Linked DNA regions of Homo sapiens: region 1 is linked to region 2. A link is a loop called in an ENCODE intact Hi-C map of the cell type or tissue named here. Cell type or tissue: Caco-2. All regions are shown on one strand. Each heading gives the region's core, and the rest is flanking DNA. Links, peaks and the distances in the headings are about the cores only. Region 1 holds the start of WNT6 (Wnt family member 6). Region 2 holds the start of CDK5R2 (cyclin dependent kinase 5 regulatory subunit 2).

Region 1 (9,117 bases), core at 1,118-9,117, 98 kb before region 2:
CCCATGGGGCTAAGCTAAGTGGAAACAAATGTTCCCTGGCTTTCCCCCAGCCCAGTTGTGGTGGGCGAGCAGCAGCCCCTCCTTCCCTAGCCCGTGCTCTCCTGCCCCATTCAAGCTCCCCCTGGGTTCTTGCTCCCCGGACTGGTGGGGGCATGGATAGGCTTGAAAGAGGTGGAAGATGGGAGGCAGGTGGGCTCTGCAGGAAGCTGGGGCCTGGTGTAGGGGATTCTCTTATCCCTGCCTTGACTAAAGCTGGGAACTTGCTCTGGAAAAGCACACTTTCCTGACTTCAGGTGGGCTGCGGGCGTGGGAGTAGAGCTGTCTGTGATGCAGAAGGAAGAGGAAAATGAGCCTCTCTCCTCGCTCTCTTTTCTTTTTCTATCTTTCTCCATCTCTCTAAGGGGCTGGCCTTTCCTCTCTCTGTTCTCCAGGGACCCAGAAACCCAGGGTTCTTAGGAATTCTCAAGGCATGTCACCTCCCTGAAGGAATAGGAGTTCCTGGGGACAGAGAGAGGGAAGGACAGATAGGAGTTCTGGGGACAGAAGGAGGGAAGTAGGGAGGGAAAGAGGGAGGTTCTTGGGAGGGGAAGGGTCACAGGCCCAAATTCCTAGGCTCCTGCAGCCTTAGCCATTCCGAGAAACGACAGAGAAAGTGATTTAGAGACAGACACAAATAGAGACCGAATTATGAACATGGGAGAGATGTAAAAAGGCACAGAAAGACAGTGAGAGAGAATCCGCCAGAGACAGAGGGCTTTGCTTTCGCCCGCAGCGATTCTGATGTTATCTATTTCCAGCTGCCTCTCCCCCACCACTCCACTGCCCCCACTCTGCCCCTCCTTCCTCCTCAACCTCAAGTCTCTCCTTCCCTGTCTCTCTTTCGCACAGGGCCTAGACATAGTATGAGTGGGTTCCCAGGATTTAAGGCGGAGCGATGAAGGAAGGTGGGGTGGGCAGGGCCTAGAGGATAGGGAGGGGGGTCAGACTGTCACCTCCCCATTCAGGCCACCCATTTCCGGGCTGCTGTCTTCCCACTCCAGTCTCTTGTGAATGTTCTTCTGCATGCATATCTCTGCAGAGGTGATGTGTGTGTGTGTGTGTGTGTGTGTGTGTGTGTGTATGTGAAGTGTTTCAGCCTGAGCCAGCCCATCTGTGTGTCCGTCCATACCTGTGGGTAAAAAATCACAGCACCGTCTGGGGGAGGGAAGATGTCCTGTGGTTTCTGTGGGGTTATCTGGAGGCCTGTGCCCAGTGATTGGTGTGTGTGAGGGGGCATGTATGTCACATATCTTGATCTATCTTTGTGCACCATGGTCTGTTACCTCCTGCCACCCCCTCTCCAGCTCCTGCTCCTTTGTAAGTCTTCTAAGGTGATAGTGGTGGGTTGAAGGCTCAGGAACATCTGAATTCATCTCTTTGGAGGTTTGGGGGCAAAACAACAGAAGTCATCACTCTGGCTCTGCCCAGATGCCAGCCAGCCCCTTGATGGGGATGCGGAGAGGGCAAAGGAGAGTGAGCAAAAGGGTGCTGTTGGGGCAGAAGCCCTAGGAATTGGGACTCCAGGAGTCCTGCCTGTCACAGATTCCAGCCCACCTCCCCCCGACCCCCCAACCCTATAATGCTCTGCAGGCACTACTGGGCCAACTGATTCTGGAATGGGACTGAGTGCAGGAGGGACAAGGGCTTGGGGAGTCCAGAGATGGCAAAAGATTCTGCAAGATCTGGCTAGAGTGAGTGCTGCAGGAGGGGTGGGGCCAGCTGTGTATGTTTGCAGGAAAGGTGGGGGGTGGGGGCAGAAAGGCCGCCTGCGGGGGAGAAGGCTTCTTGGCAAACGCCCCAGTTTCCTGAGCTGATCCCTGCTCCCTGCCACTGCTCCCAATTCTGTTGTTTCAATAACATCATTTTTATCCACCCCACAGAGAGACTGTGTCTTAGGAAGGGGAGGCGAGGGGCAGGGCTAGGGCATGGGGGAGGGGTGGTAATGGAGAGAGGCTGGGTCTGGAGGCAGCAGGGACTAGATTTGGGGCGCTCCCTCCTCAGGCAGAGGCAGGGCGGTCTCAGAGCCCAGGTCCCCTGATGACAAAGACAAATACATTAAAATTCTTGCCTCGGAGAAGAATGCAGGATAGGGAGAGCATTTCATAATCTGCAATAACAGTAGCAGGGTGGGAGCAGGGCTGGGCAGGGGGTTCGGAACCCAGACAGTGGCTCCCAGGAGGCTGGCCACTGGCCACCTGTAGCCTCCAGGGACCCCCAGAGCCCTCTAGCTGCCTATTTGGTACCACATGGCTGGAGTGTGCACCCAAACTGGGTATGTCTTTGAATGTGTAGTGTCCAGAGTTGGCATTGACCTTTAGGAACTGTCCAGATTGGCATTGCCCCGTAGAAACAGCAACTGTGTGCAAAGTTACTAGGTGCAGGGGCTGTGCGTGGCCTTTGGATACTGTTAAAGGCTAAAATGGGAGAGGGCAGTGCTTAGACCAGACCCTCTCTCTATGACTCTTGCCACTGCCCCCTGCCCCCTTCCCCTTCTTTAGTGTGTCCTAGCCCTTTCACCAGAACTCTCTGTATCCAGTGCAAGGGATTGAGCTGATGCAGCCTGGACACCAGGGCCCTGACATGGAGCTTGCTTGCCGGCAAGTCCACACTTCTCCAGTTCTCTCACCTCTGTCTGCTCATTCCTTCCCCCATCAGCCTCCTCCCCTGGGGTCACATCCCTTGGCCCCTTGGCCTCATCTTGATCTACTTGTCCCCCCTCTCTGGGTGACTCAGGATCTTGTCTTCTCTCTCTGCTCACCAAGGTTGTTTGGAAGTGACCTCAGTCATCACTCTCTTGGAAGCGACCTCAGTCCCCACATTCAGGTCCCCCTCTCTACCAACAACCAGGAGCTTTCTTCTGGGCGCCTGACGTTTCTGCCATAGGGACTCGATCTGTCCTCCCCACTCCAGGACAGCTTTAAAGGTTGATGGTTGCTCTTGATGGTATGGCAGGGAGAATGTCCCACACCACCTGTCCCTTGGCACCCCGGGGCACGTCGGGGACGGGAGGGGCAGGGGCTGCTGCCCACTGCCAGCCGAATGGCATGATGAATGGAGCTGTCCCTCTTCCCCACGGAGCCTTTGATCTCCCCCTCGTGGGGAGGGGGCCAGGGGCATCAAAGACATTTTTGTGGCATTAGAAAATCTGATAAACGCCATCTCACCTGCAGCTGGCTCTCCCACCCCTTCTACCCGGGCCAGGTTGGGGGAGGAACTCGAGGCAGGGACTCTTGGACACGCGAGGCCGGGCTAAAGCGAATTCTGACCCCTCGATCTCTTGAAAGTCTGCGACCTCCATTCTCCCGCTCGCTTACAAGTGCCAGCGCTTGCGCGCACGCCCTGGAGCGGCTACTCTTGCCCTCTCATTTCCCCCACCTCCCCGCCCTAGAACGCGGGCTTGAGAGGTGGGATGGCTGGGGGAGCGAGAGCGGAGGCCCAGGGCTTCCTCCCTTCTTCAAGGAGAGGCTGACGAAGGGGCATGAGGCATCGAACAGGGACACGGAAAGAGATGACCCCTCCAGCATCCGCCTGTCGGGCGGTCCAGTTTGACAACCCTCGCCGAAGCACCCCGCGCCCCAGGCCAACTTCCTCTCTTGCCTCCGCGCCAGCATCTCCCTCCGCACCGCCCCCCGCCCCAAACTCCCTCATTCCTGGGAAGTTTTCTCTCTTTACAGTCAACAAACCTGTCAAACGTCTCCCTTCCAGCCCGTCCCCCATTCCTCAGCTCCTCTTTCTCCCCCCTCACCCCTCTCTACTCTTCTTCCCAGCCCTTCCTTGCCCCCGACTCCAGGCGGCCGCGAGCGGCGGGGGGCTCCAAGTCCGAGAGAGGCGAGGCGAGGGGGCGAAGCGGGCGGGTCCCACAGCCCGAAGCGCGCTGGGGCCCCGCCCCGGCACCCCGCTCCCGCCCTCCGCTGCGCTCCGCGCCAGCCGCCCCGGGGCGCACGGCTCGCTCCCGAGAGTCCCGCTGCCTGACTGTCGCAACTGCCACCTCCCTCCGGCCCCCTGCCCCCCGCCCCCGCCTCGGCCCCGCTCCCCTCCCACCTCCGCCCCCGGCTCTGATTTCTTCTCCCGAGCGAGCTCCGCAGGAGACACAGGCGCTGGCTGCCCCGTCCGCTCTCCGCCTCCGCCGCGCCCTCCTCGCCCGGGATGGGCCCCCCCGCCGCCGCCGGATCCCTCGCCTCCCGGCCGCCGCCGTTGCGCTCGCCGCGCTCGCACTGAAGCCCGGGCCCTCGCGCGCCGCGGTTCGCCCCGCAGCCTCGCCCCCTGCCCACCCGGGCGGCCGTAGGGCGGTCACGATGCTGCCGCCCTTACCCTCCCGCCTCGGGCTGCTGCTGCTGCTGCTCCTGTGCCCGGCGCACGTCGGCGGACTGTGGTGGTGAGTCCGGCTGTCCTGGCGCGGCTCTGGACCCTGGAGGGTGGGGACCCCGGGACCCAGGACAGACTGGGGTGTTCCGCAGCCTCCCGGCTCTACCTGCTCTCCGAGCCCAGCTTTCTGGCCTCGGCCGGGGGCGTTTCTGAACTCCACTTCGACGTTCCTAACCCTCGGGAACATTCTATTGTGTTTCCTCCTCCCGGGTTCTCTCCCACCCCCCGCCAAGTTATGCGCTCACCCAGCTCACCAAGGAACAGGCGAGTGGGTAGGAAAGATCTTTCGGGAAGACACATATCCGAGGAAAAGAATGTGTGAGGAGGGCCCTGGATTCAGGGTATGGGGCTGGATTTGGAGAAGACAGGAACAAGGTGGGAAGCCACAAGGCAGAGAGGGCCACACAGCTGCCCCTTCCCCGCCCTGCTTTGCCTACCAACCCACCGGCTTCTCTCTGGGCTCCTGAGGAGTGGGCCTTAGTGACGACAGAGGGAATATAAAGGGGAAAGTGAGTCAGGACCCTGGTTTTCTCTACCTCGTCCTCCCCAAGCAAGGAAAAGGAGGAGCGGAAGGAACCGGACCCAGGCGCCCGGCCCTTCCAGACCTGGGGGTCATGAATGAAAAAATATGTGCAGCCCGGGAGATACGGGACCGGGAGGGGTCCTGCGGGAAGGGAGAGGGGCCTGGCCAGCCAAGGGAAGGGGGCGTCTTCCCAGGCTTGGCCCTAGCTAGAAGGGACACCTAGGCAGCGAAGGTTGCGGGAGCTTCGAGCCTTGGGGGTGGGGGTGGGGCCGGGGCGGGGAAGGAGGGTGCCCGACCGGGACGGCTCAGAGATCCAGATCCAAAGGACTTTTTTCCCCCTAGGTCTCCAGAGCCGCAAACCCTCGCCCGGAATAGCTCAGTGTTTAGAGAGGAGAGACTTGGACAATAACGCTGACGGGTTAGCCAATCCTAAGAAGGCAGGGTCGTGTCTATTTGCATATTGCCATGTGATTGGCTGGATGCCGACCCTCCGCTCCTCCCTCGCCCCCCAGATTTGGAAGAGAGGCAGATCCCCGTGCTCTGGAGAGATAGGGAGTAGGATGCCCACACAGGGAGTGGCGGGCAGCAATCCCTACTCCGTGATGCGGAGAGCCGTCCGACGCTAGTGTCACGGAAAGGGCGAACCGAGGACGACCCAGGTCCTATCTAGGGAACATATGCCCTTTGATCCGGCTTAGTATAATGCAGTGGCAGCTTTGAAGCAGATAGATCTAAGATCTAAACATTATGTTTGTGATCTTGGGCTAGTCACTTCCTTTCCCTACCTCTCAGTCTTAACTGGAAATAGGATAACAGTCTCCCTACCTGGCAGGCTTGCTGGGAAGGTTAGGTGGGAGGACGTGTAGAATAATAGGACCTTAGGAGGTACTCAGTATGTACAGCGCCCCCCTCACAACCCAGCTTCTCCTGGCCAGGGTCCCCAGGAGTGAAAAAGGGGATTCATTTACATTTAAAATCCAGAGTTCCAAGGAAAATGTTGTAAAGGAATCTCTTTTCCCCATAAACGCCTAACTTTGCCCTTTTTCAAGGTGTGGGGATGGGGTCCCTCCCTGATGGCCATTGTCTTCCTTCCCCTCCCTCCCCCTCTGTCTAAATCATTCTTATCCTTACGGTTAAAATACCATTTCCTCCCTGAAGCTGCCCCCTTGTCCTCCTTCCATTGCCTTCTCTGCGCTCCCACTGTATCACATACATTGGGCAACTATGCTGGTTACTGCATTTGGCTGACAACAGTCCTTTAGGTCTCTCTTCCCTGCTCCTGGAAGGCAGATACCTTGTCTTTAGGAGCCCTGAGGCCTAGGAGTGTGTTGGTGCTGGAGATGGGCTTGCAGAGTGTCATTGGACTGGCTGATTCACCTTTCTGGGCTCTGTATCTGTGGGGCTTCCTTTGTTCAGGAAGGACTGCTGGGTGGCAGCCAAGCCAAAGGAGAGTGGCCTGGTCCCTGAGAGACTGACCCTGAAGCTGGGAAGAAGGGAGTGGGGGAGGAGGTGACACGGGCAGGTGTGGGAGAACACAGAGGCCTTCATGGCCACAGCTGCAGGGCGTGCCGGGTGAGGAGTGAGGGGTCCCAGTGATAACGTGTCTGACTGCCTTGCTCAGATGTGCCTCTGAGGGAATGAGCCTCTCCTCCCTGCCTTGGCCCCTTCACTCTCCTTTGTCTATTCATTTTGTTTTTCTTTCTTTATTTCTATTTTTATTTATTTATTTATTTAGAGCAGAGTCTCGTTCTGTCGCCCAGGCTGGAGTGCAGTGGTGCGATCTTGGCTCATGGCAACCTCTGTCTCCCCGGTTCAAGTGATTCTCCTGCTTCAGCTTCCCAAGTAGCTGGGACTACAGGCACCCACCACCATGCCTGGCTAGTTTTTGAATTTTTAGTAGAGGTTTCACCATGTTTAGTAGAGGTTTCACCAGGTTTCAACAAGGTTTCACCGTGTTGGTCAGGCTGGTCTCAAACTCCTGACCTCAAGTGATCTGCCCGCCTCGGCCTCCCAAAGTGCTGGGATTACAGGCCCAGCCATTACCATGGCATTACCATGCCCAGCCTATTTTACTTTTTATTTTTTATTTTTTTGAGACGGAGTCTCGTTGTGTCGCCCAGGCTGGAGTGCAGTGGTGCAATATTGGCTCACTACAACCTCCACCTCCCGGCTCAAATGATTCTCCTGCCTCAGCCTCCTGAGTAACTGGGATTAGAGTTGCCCACCACCATGCCCAGCTAAATTTTGTATGTTTAGTAGAGACGAGGTTTCACCATGTTGGTCAGGCTGGTCTCAAACTCCTGACCTCAAGCAATCTGCTCACCTTGGCCTCCCAAAGTGCTGGGCTTACAGGCATGAGCCATTGTGCCTGGTCACTTGTCTATTTCTGACACTTCATCTCTTTGGTCTGAGCCCAGATCCCCTTCCCCTGGATCTTTGACTCTGCTTACACTCCTGAGCTCTCCCCACCCTACCAGTGCCCTCCAAGATCAAGTTTGGGTTGATGAGCTGGACCAATAATTCCCACTGGCCTGAGGCTCTTCCAGTCCCCTAAATCCCCAGTCTCACTTCAGCTGGCAGCTTTCCCAGTAAGGGCTTCCAGGCTGTTCCCCGATGCCCAGGACCTGCTTTCCCTGGCCTTCTTCTCCCTACTTGTCAGAGAATCCTGGCCAGGTCAGAGCTCCAGTGCTGGCCAGGAAAGCAGCTGCAGCAGCCTCCTGCATCCCACTCTGACATTCTAGCAGCAGCCAGGCTAGAAGCAGAGAGGACCCCAGGACCTTTGAGTGACTCGACTGTCTTGGTCAGGAAAGAGGCTCATGCCCTTGGAATTGGCTCGGAGACCTGGCTCCAGGTTCCTGAGAAGTTTCTCTCCCACCTTCTTTTTCACTTCCCTTCCTTACTCCAATGTGATGCATGCTTTCTAAACTCTGTCTCCAGCTCAGGCACAGAGGCTCACTCCTGAAATCCCACCACTTTGGAAGGCTGAGGTGGGCGGATCACTTGAGGTCAGGAGTTCGAGACCAGTTTGGCCAACATGGTGAAACCCTGTCTCTACTAAAAATACAAAAATTAGCCAGGAGTGGTGGCAGGTGCCTGTAATCCCAGCTACTTGGGAGGCTGAGGCAGAAGAATCACTCGAACCTGGGAGGCTGAGGTTGCAGTGAACCGAGATCCATGCCACTGCACTCCAGCCTGGGTGACAGAGCAAGACTCTGTCTCAATCAATCAATCAATAAAAATAAACTCTTCCCCTAGCCTCTCTGTCTTTCTCTCATTTGTAATCATATCTTTGTGAATTACAGAATCCCAGATTCAAGGACATTGGCCAGGCTCTCTGGAAATCATCTTGTCCAGCCTCATTGCATCCAGGTCATCCAGCCTATCCTGTGGCCCTGACAGACCCTGTCTTGGGAGTGAGGCAGAGAGGGAGAGCTTCCCAGTCACCAGTTCCCCACTTCCGCTCTGCTCCTTGCTCCGGCCTTGCCCACCCCCAGGAAGTTCTTTACAACATCTGACCCATCATTATTTATACCTCCAATCGGTGGATGTAGTAAAGAGCTCACTCTCATAGAATGGTCAAATCAATCTCCTTCTTCTCTCTTCCTCTTTCCTCTGTTTTTTTCTTTTCTTTTCTTTTTTTCCTTTTTGAGACAGAGTCTCGCTCTGTCACCCAGGCTGGAGTGCAGTGGTGCAATCTCAGCTCACTGCAACCTCTGCCACCCGGGTTCAAGTGATTCTCCTACCTCAGCCTCCTGATTAGCCGGGATTACAGGTGCCTGGCACCATGCCAGCTAATTTTTTTTTTTTAGTATTTTTAGTAGAGATGGGGTTTCACCATGTTGGCCAGGCTGATCTCGAACTCCTGACTTAAAGTCATCTGCGTGCCTCAGCTTCCCAAAGTGCTGGGATAACAGGCGTGAGCCACCGCGCCCAGCCCTGTTTTATATTTTCTATGAAAGAAACTAACCCTCCCCTTGTTCCACTAGGGAAAACACCACCCAGTGTCACTCCCTTCCCCCATCCCATCTTGTCTTTCACCCACCCCCCTCCTGGAAAAGGAAACAAGAGCCAGAGGCCTAGGACAGCCTCATCTGGCCCCACAGGGAGGCAGGGAAACGACCCTGGCTTCTTTGTGGCACTCAGGTTTTCTAGCTGCCACCCCCAACCCAGGCTGGGCCTGACCACCCTTT
Region 2 (9,262 bases), core at 318-8,317:
GGAGGCAGCTTCTGAAACTCTAGGGCCCCTGAGTGATTCCTGTAAATCAAGATAAGAAAGGCCTTCATGGTGGTGAATACAGTCTGGGGACTGAGTACCATGCAGGGGTTGCTGGGGGCAGATGAAAGAAGAGGGCCTGGGGGCAGAGAGGAGAGGGCTGTGTTCCACTCTAGGGAGCATCTGAGCTAGAGTTCTCGAAGGCCCTTCTTTCCCCGCAGAGCCTCCAGTGAGGTTTGCACACCTTCCTGGGGCTATGCCTGATAGGCAGAGGAAACCTTCCATCTAGGGCACAAGGGTGGGAAGGCTGGACTCTCAGAGGGTCTGTGTTCATCGATGAAATCAATATAGAGGAGGAAGGGACAGGATAAGGGATATGGAACCAGATGAAGACCCAGTCACAGTGGCAGTTTCTGGCAGCCACCTGCCTGGTTGAGATGGAAACGCTGATTCCAGCTCCAGCCCCCAGACAGGCTAAGAATATCCCAGAAAAGCAACAGCTACCACCCCCACCCTTCTTGATCTGCTCCTACATCTGTAGTGCTATGCTGGGCGCCAGCGGGGCCTGGGAGGAGAAGGAGTGGGGGACGAAAGGGAGGAGGCAAAAAGGGGGCTTGGTGGAGGCAGAAGGTGAACCAAGACTTAAAGCTTCTGGTGAGTGCTGGGAGGACTGGACAGAGAGAGCTGTTCTCAGGGGACAGTAAAGGAGGTGAAGGCAGGAGCCAGGGAGTTGGAGGGAGATCAGGACAGAGGATGGGAAAGGAAGAAATGGCCCCCCTTCCATCAAGGAAAGCAGCAGAGCTTAAGGCAGGGAAAAGGAGTCACCAGCTCACCCCTGTCTTCTCTGTCCCCTTCACCCTGGGCCCTCCAGCATCTCAGCATTGGTCCCTTCTCTCCCCACCCCAGAGCATCACATTCCTCATCTGTGCTCCCAGCCCTATTCACTGTTCAAAAGAAACTATATTTGGGCTCCTTAATTAAGTCCTTCTAGCAAACAGCCTGCGAAATGGGAAGACATGAGAATTTGGGTCTCCCTCCTGACAGCTAGCAGCACCTCCTCTGTCAATTCCTCTCTTCTCTCTGCTTACCCCCTCCCCCCTCCACTGTTATCTGTAGAGGGGTTCTGCTCCCCTCCTTTGTTTTAGCCACCCACTTCTCCCCTGGGGTAAGGTCCTCAGGAGAGGGAGAGAAGTCTGGGCTCGTGCATACCCACCCCCTCTGCACACCTCAGGAGCTGAGACTGATGGGCAAGGGAGTTGGGGGTGCCAGGGTGGGGGGGGGGGCAGCAGGATCCAGGCACTCAGATGCCCAGGCTGGGTCTCCATCCTGGCTGTTTTAAGAACCTGTGTCATCATTAGCCTCCTTGTAGGGGCCCCTACAGGGAGGTGCAATGACCTTGGTTTCTGGGGCCTTTGATGTTTACTGGGGATATCCTGGGCCTCAGCCATCTTGCCCTCCTCTTCTTTGCCTTCTCACCTTTCAGGGGCCCCTCTAAAGCTTGGAGGGACCTAGGGAGATTTACATTGCTGAGAGCCTAAGCTCCCCTCCCCTTCATCTCCTGGGGTGAACCGCAGAAGTGCAGGCCTCACATGGATGCTGTGCACACAAAGACTGAGCCCATCAGACAGAAACAGATTAGGGAGAAGCAGACAGGGCTGGAGCTGGAGAGTGAAACAGATTCACAGGACAGATTTTGTTTAGAATCAGAACTGTGGAGTTGAAAGAGGCTTTAGGAATCCTCCTCTAGTCCAATTCCTAAAATGTTATCTTGTTCTTTTAATATTCATTTTTATCTGATAATAAGAGTCAAATCCGTAGAACCCTTGCATTTTAATATGATGAAACCGAGTCCCAGAGAGCTGAAATTACTTCCCCAAGGTCATACAACTGGCAGCCATAGACTAGGACTCCCGTGTCCTGCCTCCCAGACTATGGCTTCTCAGAAGGGAGATAAGAAGAGCAAAAGGGAGGCAAAGTGTGAGCAGCATTGTCCGGAGATGTTCTCTTAAAAGATGGGGCCCACCTGCCCAGGTTGGGTGAGTGAGAGGAGCATCTCTGGTGAATCTGATGGGATGCACTCATCAATAAGGCCAGATCCTATCCAGGCTAAAACCTCAGTCTAGGCCCTCCAGTTCTTGGTCTGGGCCTAGAGTATTTGCCTTAAAGAACCTTCAGGAATAACCAGTAATCTGAATAGGCACTGTTCTAGGTAACCTACAGAGCAATGAAGACAGACAAGGAGACTGGCCTCAGGGGCTTTCCCATCTAAGGAAGTCTGACACAACCAGCACTGCCCCAGAGGAACATAAGGGAGATGGAGAGATGAGAAGCAACACAGAGATACTATTATAATGAAGATAGATGAATCTCAGAATATGAACCCAAACATAACCTAACCAGAAGAGTACACTTGCAAATGTGGGAAAGCCACCAACCTTCTATGAAGCCCACCTCCTCCATGAAGTCTTTCTGGTTTCACTAGGCTTATTCCCCTTGGGCTCCCCCTGCAGAAACATAATAACCCTCCCTCTCAGCTCTCAATGCCACCGGCTTATATACAACAGCAATGTTGTTACTCTTTCTGGATCTCTTTGATTAGCTTGTCTGCTTGTCTTTAAAATTCCATCCATATCCATCTTGCACATCTTAGACCCAGAGCCCAGCCCTTAACCAAGTTGTTATGTAGCCACTGTTGCTGATGGGAAAAGGCTGGAAAGGCTGAAGTCAGAAAGAGTATTAGGTCCCTTCCAATCTATCAAAAAAGCTTCTTGGAGGAGGTGGGAGTTCAAGAGCTTGACATTCTGAGAGAGGGTTCTGGCCCAGTGGAAGGAGCTCAGAGATTCTGGAGAGATAACCAGAGCAGGAGGGTGGGGAGCATGTGAGCCAGAAACAGGGTTGGAGGCAGAGCAAGGTGGAAAGTGAGGAAGGGGAGTAGGACCCTCTGAGGCACCTGCTTTGGGGTCCCTGAAGCAGAGGAGGAAATTCTTGGTTCTGACCAAGAGGACAATAGGAGGTCAGAGCTGGGCCGGGAATAGGGTACCACAGTGGTGACACTCTGTGGGTGCTGCTTAGAAGACGTGGTCCTAAATGACCTTAACAATAGGCCTTATGCCAGTGAGGGACTCCTGGGAGCAGCGCTGGAAGGACTCATGTGCCATTTAGATCCACATGCCCAGTGTTTCCGCCAGTGCAACTCAGTCTCTACAGGGCTTGTCCTTAACTACCGGTGAACTGACTATTCCTTGGTTGGCAGATAAAGAGTGACTCAGAACACCTTGTAGGAGGAAGTGGGGCCAATTACAGGAGCTGAAAAGAGGGAACACTTTCAAGAACTATGAGGAGAATGAGTTTGGGAAGGTCAGCTTGGGCTGCAAGAAAATAAAGATCAGATCCTAGGGAGCAGAGATACCCTGTTGAAAAAGTGCATATTGGGTGCTGAGTTAGGGAGAAGGTACAAGGCTGCATGTGCACAGTGGTAAAGAGGAGGGGAATGGAGACAGGCAGACCACAGGCCTCCAGGAGGGTGTGAGTGACCAGGGGCTGTGGAATGGCTGGGAAATTCTGTACCTCTGGTAGCTGGAACTGCAGCCCAAGTGGATTCTAGAACAGCCTATCTGCAGTGACACACACACACACATATATGCACAAACCAACCCTGACAGCAGTGGATCCTTGGAGCTATGTTTGCGGTCTGTGAGGAGCATGGAGGTGACTCCAAGGGCAATCCTTAGAATTTACTGAAATACATAGGCAGGGGTTTGGCTCCACATGGAACCCATATGCACCTACAAGGTCCACTTACTTAAGAAGCCTGAAGGCTCTTGTGCTGGGGGAGCCACAGAGAGCAGGCTCCAAGAAGGGTGGACATGATCTAACAAGGCAGATAGAATAGGTCCAGAACTAGCTGTGCTCAAGACCTGCAGGTAAGGCCTGGGGAGTCCAAAATCCAGGGCAAAGGGCTGATGGGTACTCAGGAGGTAACAGACAGACCCAGAGAGAAGTGGACAGGACCCAGCCTAACAGCTTGCTCCTGGGAGTGGGGACAGCTGGAACCTTACCTGCAGGAAGCATTTAATGATGAAACCCACCTCAACCTGGACCCAGGGCTGGGCTGGAGGTTGGTCCAACCCTCTTGGGCTTCCGTCCACACAGGAGGCTCCGTTCACTATCCAAGACTGGGTAGACCAAGTGATCCAATTTCTAGCGTTTCCCCAGGGACCAACCTTATCCATCATCCACCCAAGTATGAGATCTGTGTGTGTTAGTGGGGACAACCAACCGAGAGGAGCTGCCCAGGGACCAGAGCCAAGGGTCTGCCCCACAGGCTCAGTTGCAGAGAATCAGGACGGCAAGCAGAAGCCTCAGGGGCATATTTGAGACCTTGCTGCTCCCCCTCTCCCCCTCAAGCTGGAACCCCCAAGAAGGCGGGTTGTGACCTGCAAGAAGGCTCTGCCAGGACTCCCAAACAGGCAGGGCAGAAATGTGCCTGCTGCAGCCCCCCTAGCGACCTGGGGGGTGGGGGGCGAGGTGGGGTCGCGAAGAGGAAACAGACCTGACAGTCACATTGGAGGAGCCAGTGCAACGCGACCCATCTGGGACCTGGGCATCCGGTGAGGGCACTCACTGCTCACACTGGCCCCCCACACAAATTCAAAGGCAGAGGGAAGGAGAGCTGTTCCCATGGTTTATCTGCTACCGCGACCCAGTGCATCAGAACAAGCTGGTCCAGGCCCTAGGATCCGGAGGAGGCAGGAGCAGCCACCACCCCTTCTCAACTCTGACCCTGAGGAGGCCACTCGAACGACGACCACCGCCTTCCCCTTCCTCCGCTCGGGGGAAGGGAAAAGACTCAGGGCGGAGGGTGGGGATTGGGGCGGGACTTGAAATTGAAGTGCGAGAGTCTATTGGTCATTGGAGCTGCCCATCAGGAGTGCAACTCGGGAGCGGATTGGCCGCGTGAGGCGGGGCACGGCGCGACGAAAAAAGGGGCCCAAGGGGTGGGGCTGACGCTGCAGCTGGCGCAGCTCAGGATTAGAGCAGCGGAGCCGCCTAGCAGCCACCTTCCCCCGCCAGTCCGCGCGCCCGGGCCGGGGCTAGGCCCCCCACCGCCGGGTCCCCCGGGGCTGCAGTAGCAGCGGCGCCGCCCGCGGCTCCCGCTGGGGCCTGGGCGCCGGCCCCGCTCTGCAGGATGGGCACAGTGCTGTCTCTTTCGCCTGCCTCCTCGGCCAAGGGCCGGAGGCCCGGCGGGCTGCCCGAGGAGAAGAAGAAGGCGCCGCCCGCGGGGGACGAGGCGCTGGGGGGCTACGGGGCGCCGCCAGTGGGCAAGGGCGGCAAAGGCGAGAGCCGACTCAAGCGGCCGTCCGTGCTCATCTCGGCGCTCACCTGGAAGCGCCTGGTGGCCGCGTCCGCCAAGAAGAAGAAAGGCAGCAAGAAGGTGACACCCAAGCCGGCATCCACGGGCCCCGACCCCCTGGTCCAGCAACGCAACCGCGAGAACCTTCTCCGCAAGGGCCGGGATCCCCCCGACGGCGGCGGCACCGCCAAGCCCCTGGCGGTGCCAGTGCCCACCGTGCCCGCGGCTGCCGCCACCTGCGAGCCACCGTCGGGGGGCAGCGCGGCCGCTCAGCCGCCGGGCTCGGGCGGGGGAAAGCCTCCGCCGCCGCCTCCCCCAGCCCCGCAGGTGGCGCCGCCGGTGCCTGGCGGCTCGCCGCGGCGGGTCATCGTGCAGGCGTCCACCGGCGAGCTGCTGCGCTGTCTGGGCGACTTCGTGTGCCGACGCTGCTATCGCCTCAAGGAGCTGAGCCCGGGCGAGCTGGTGGGCTGGTTCCGCGGTGTGGACCGCTCGCTGCTGCTGCAGGGCTGGCAAGACCAGGCCTTCATTACGCCTGCAAACCTGGTGTTCGTGTACCTGCTGTGCCGCGAGTCGCTGCGTGGGGACGAGCTGGCGTCGGCCGCCGAGCTGCAGGCCGCCTTCCTCACCTGCCTCTACCTCGCCTACTCCTACATGGGCAACGAGATCTCCTACCCACTCAAGCCCTTCCTCGTGGAGCCCGACAAGGAGCGCTTCTGGCAGCGCTGCCTGCGCCTCATCCAGCGGCTCAGCCCGCAGATGCTGCGGCTCAACGCCGACCCCCACTTCTTCACGCAGGTCTTTCAAGACCTCAAGAACGAGGGCGAGGCCGCCGCCAGCGGCGGGGGCCCACCGAGCGGGGGCGCGCCCGCCGCCTCCTCGGCCGCCAGGGACAGCTGCGCGGCCGGAACCAAGCACTGGACTATGAACCTGGACCGCTAGGGATACCCAGGGGCCGCGCCCATCCCCCGCCCCAGCCCCTGACACACACTCGGACCCCCCGGGACCACAAAGCCACCGCCGCTGTTACCGCCGCTCAGCGCCCCGGCTGGGCGGAGGAGGAGACGCCCATGCCCCTCAGGGGAAAGTGGAGACCGGGACACCAGAGGCCGCGGTGTTTGGATTTGCTGGGCGTGGAGTGGGGACGGAAGATGAGCGCGGGAAAGGCACTCCAACCTCACTCTTCCCGTCTGTCTGCGCCCCCATTTCTCCATTTCTGCCGGGGTCTCCCCCTTCCCTTCAGCCCATTCCCCCTCGGTTTTATCCATTTCCTTGCCTCCTTTTTGTGTCTTCATTTTTCCTCCTGTCTGCATTCCTCTCTCTCTCTCTCCCTCTCTCTCCTGTTCCTCTCTTTCTTCCTCCCTCTCCCTGCCTTTCCATTTTCCGTTCCTTGGGTTTGTGTGTCTGCATCTCCATCTTACCCCTTGCCTGACTGTACCCCGTAGACCCCTGTTTCTCCTCCTGCACCTGTGTCCCCATCTGCCCTTCTTGTTGCTCCTGTCATGTGTCACCATCTTCCCTCCTGTCTGCCTTCTTCCTCCACTTGTGTCAGCTTGCATTTTTTTATTCCTGACTGAGTCACCACACCCCTCTCCCCTGATCAAAGGGAATATTAGTTTTTAATTTGGATCGACTGAGGTGCCAGGAGAAACTGCAGTCCCAGGTATCCAGACAGCCACCAGGATGGTCCCTCGCCCCACCCCCACCGCCTCTCCCCACCTTTTCCAACGTGTTGCATGCTGGGAGCTGGGGGGTGTGGGGGAAGGGGCTGCCGGCTTCTTTCAGGAGGCTGAGGTTTGGAGGCAAAATCAACCTGGGAGACCACCCCGGCCGCGGCGCCTCAGTGGACAGGTGGGAGGAAAAGAAAACTTCTTACCTTGGAGGAGGGACATCCCGCTTCCTTATCCTTAGCTTTTTTGTTGCTCCTCCCCACTGCCCCTTTTAATTTATTTGGTTGTTTGCGGAGGGAGGGGGGAGGGGGGTAGGCTGGGCCGGGAACTGTCCGAGGTGCTGAGCTGGGGCGGGACCGGAATCCTCCCGGTAGGGTACCAGGGACTGAGTTGGGCCTGGGGCCGTGTCCAAGGTGCCAATGATGCGGGCCGACAGAGCGGGCCGCACTGTCTGTCTGTCCGTCTGTCCCGGAAAGAACTATAAAGCGCTGGAAGCGCCTGCAGATGGTTTTGCGCCGGTCTTTCTTTGGGCCCCGGGAGGGAGGGAGTGGGAGTGGTAATGGAACTGTCACAGACAGAGCAGAAAGGCAAGAGATGGGGCTCTAGTAGGGGAGATCAAGTACCTGAGAACTTCTCCTCCTCCCCATCCCCACCCCCGCCATCGGCTTCCATTTTACAGAGAGTAAAGAGTAAAGCGAGGCAGCTGAGGGTGAGGCCTGGTGATAAAGCTGAATCCATCCCCCCACTTCCGCCTCCATCTTGTCTGACCTAGCTCCTCATTAATGCCCGGGCCACTTAGAGACCGAATCATGGGGACAGCGGAGTTGTGCCCTTTCTGTGATGAGACCCATTGAGGCAGAACTAGCTAGTCCTTATTGCTATTTTTCCCTTCCTCCCCATCTCTCCCCACCATATATCGGTCAAGAGTACAGTCGGGCCTAAGTCTGTGTTCACCACTCCCAAGTGGGGCCTGTCTGCCATACTTCTCTCCTCATCCCCCAACCACCATGGGGCTGCTTCGACGATGCCCAGGTCGCACGCCCACTCAGGAGTCTTGGGGGGTCCATCCCTGCTTGAGACTCAGACCCTTGCCCTTTATCCCCAAGAAGGGGCAAACAAGGGCAGTTGGGGAGAAGGAAGCCATTCTCTGGGATTGAAACAGGAAGGAAAATGCGCTATTTAGCCTGAGATCCCTGCTCGGTCCCCATTGCCTTCTTAGCCACGTGGCTAAGCGCCCTGTTCACTGTTTCATTGGCCCAAAGAGGCCTGGCTTCAACAGAGTGCCCGCGGCTCCGACCCTAGTCTGGCCGTGGCCGAGAAGATCCGGAAAGAACCCGGGGGGACCTGCCAAGACGAGGCCCGGGTTCGCTGTCCGTGGTGCTGAATGGCGCGCTCGGGCGGGGTCGGGGCTTGTAAGGGCAGGAAGAGTTGCAGACTCGGCCTCAACTAGGTCTTCCGGATAATTTGGGAATAGGGTGTCATCTATTCTGGCGGCGAGTTATAGAAGTCTGGCTCCAGAACCCAAAAATGTCGGTCCCCACTTGCCCTCCCGGGACGACAGGACTCGATTCCCCTGGCCTCAGCCCAGCGCCCTTGTAACCTGCCTGGAGCCGGAAATCCCCAGTCCAGATTTGTGAATTGAGTTCCCGGAGGGAGGGGGAGAGCTGGCGGAAGGGAAGGCGGGAGCAGCCGCCCATTGGCTGGAATTTGGCGCAGTCAGCGCGGTGCCGTCATCTCTCTTGGTTTGGGAGGAGGGAGGGAGGATCACTAGGGTCACTCCGCGGCTGTCGGCTGTCGCCATAGTAACCAGACTGAGCGGGCTGGGCAGCCGCTCTACTCTCCCACCTCTGGCTGGGGAAACAATCCTGGTCCACCTTATTTGGAACTAGCTAGTGAGACTAGCTATTTGATTAGAATTTCTGAATTGGAGGAGCCTAAAGGGGATGGGAAAGAGAGCAGAGACCCTACAGAGACGCCCCCCTCAACCCCCAACAAACATCCTGCCTTCGGATACTGCCCCTGAACTCTTAGACACAGCACCCACCCTTTACTGCACACACACACCCCTCCAGGAACTTGTGGTCTGGCACCTGGAGACGTAGAATGAGAAAAAGGCCACAGTGAGTAACATTTAGTTAAATCTCACTTTTGACATGCCCCAAGGCATGAAACACTGCCATAATCCGATTAGGAGGGGAGGGACTGGAGAAGGATCAACAAGAATACATGGAAGAATTAGCCTCCT

The links. Peaks named below come from ENCODE experiments on the same cell type or tissue, not always from the same donor. Only the 100,000 strongest peaks of a DNase experiment are listed, where the experiment ranks them.
Region 1: a loop joins it to region 2, with 2.8 times the contacts of the local background. A loop is called at or near these places in 4 of 110 quality-filtered maps.

Annotation. Positions count from the first base shown.
Region 1 is chr2:218,855,704-218,864,820 of GRCh38, forward strand. WNT6 (Wnt family member 6) reads left to right here and starts at 4,102. Exons shown (of 4, transcript NM_006522.4): 1 at 4,102-4,414. The coding sequence starts at 4,335. In Caco-2, for the core only: no CTCF peak of the experiment used is centred there; DNase peaks (open chromatin) are centred at 3,178, 3,678, 4,053, 5,388 and 1 weaker place; H3K4me3 peaks cover 2,362 bases; H3K27me3 peaks cover 670 bases.
Region 2 is chr2:218,954,636-218,963,897 of GRCh38, forward strand. It overlaps CDK5R2 (cyclin dependent kinase 5 regulatory subunit 2), which reads left to right and starts at 5,031. Exons shown (of 1, transcript NM_003936.5): 1 at 5,031-7,520. The coding sequence starts at 5,186. The coding sequence ends at 6,289. RefSeq lists a silencer at 5,014-5,283 and an enhancer at 8,679-9,262. In Caco-2, for the core only: no CTCF peak of the experiment used is centred there; a DNase peak (open chromatin) is centred at 4,946; H3K4me3 peaks cover 1,592 bases; H3K27me3 peaks cover 211 bases.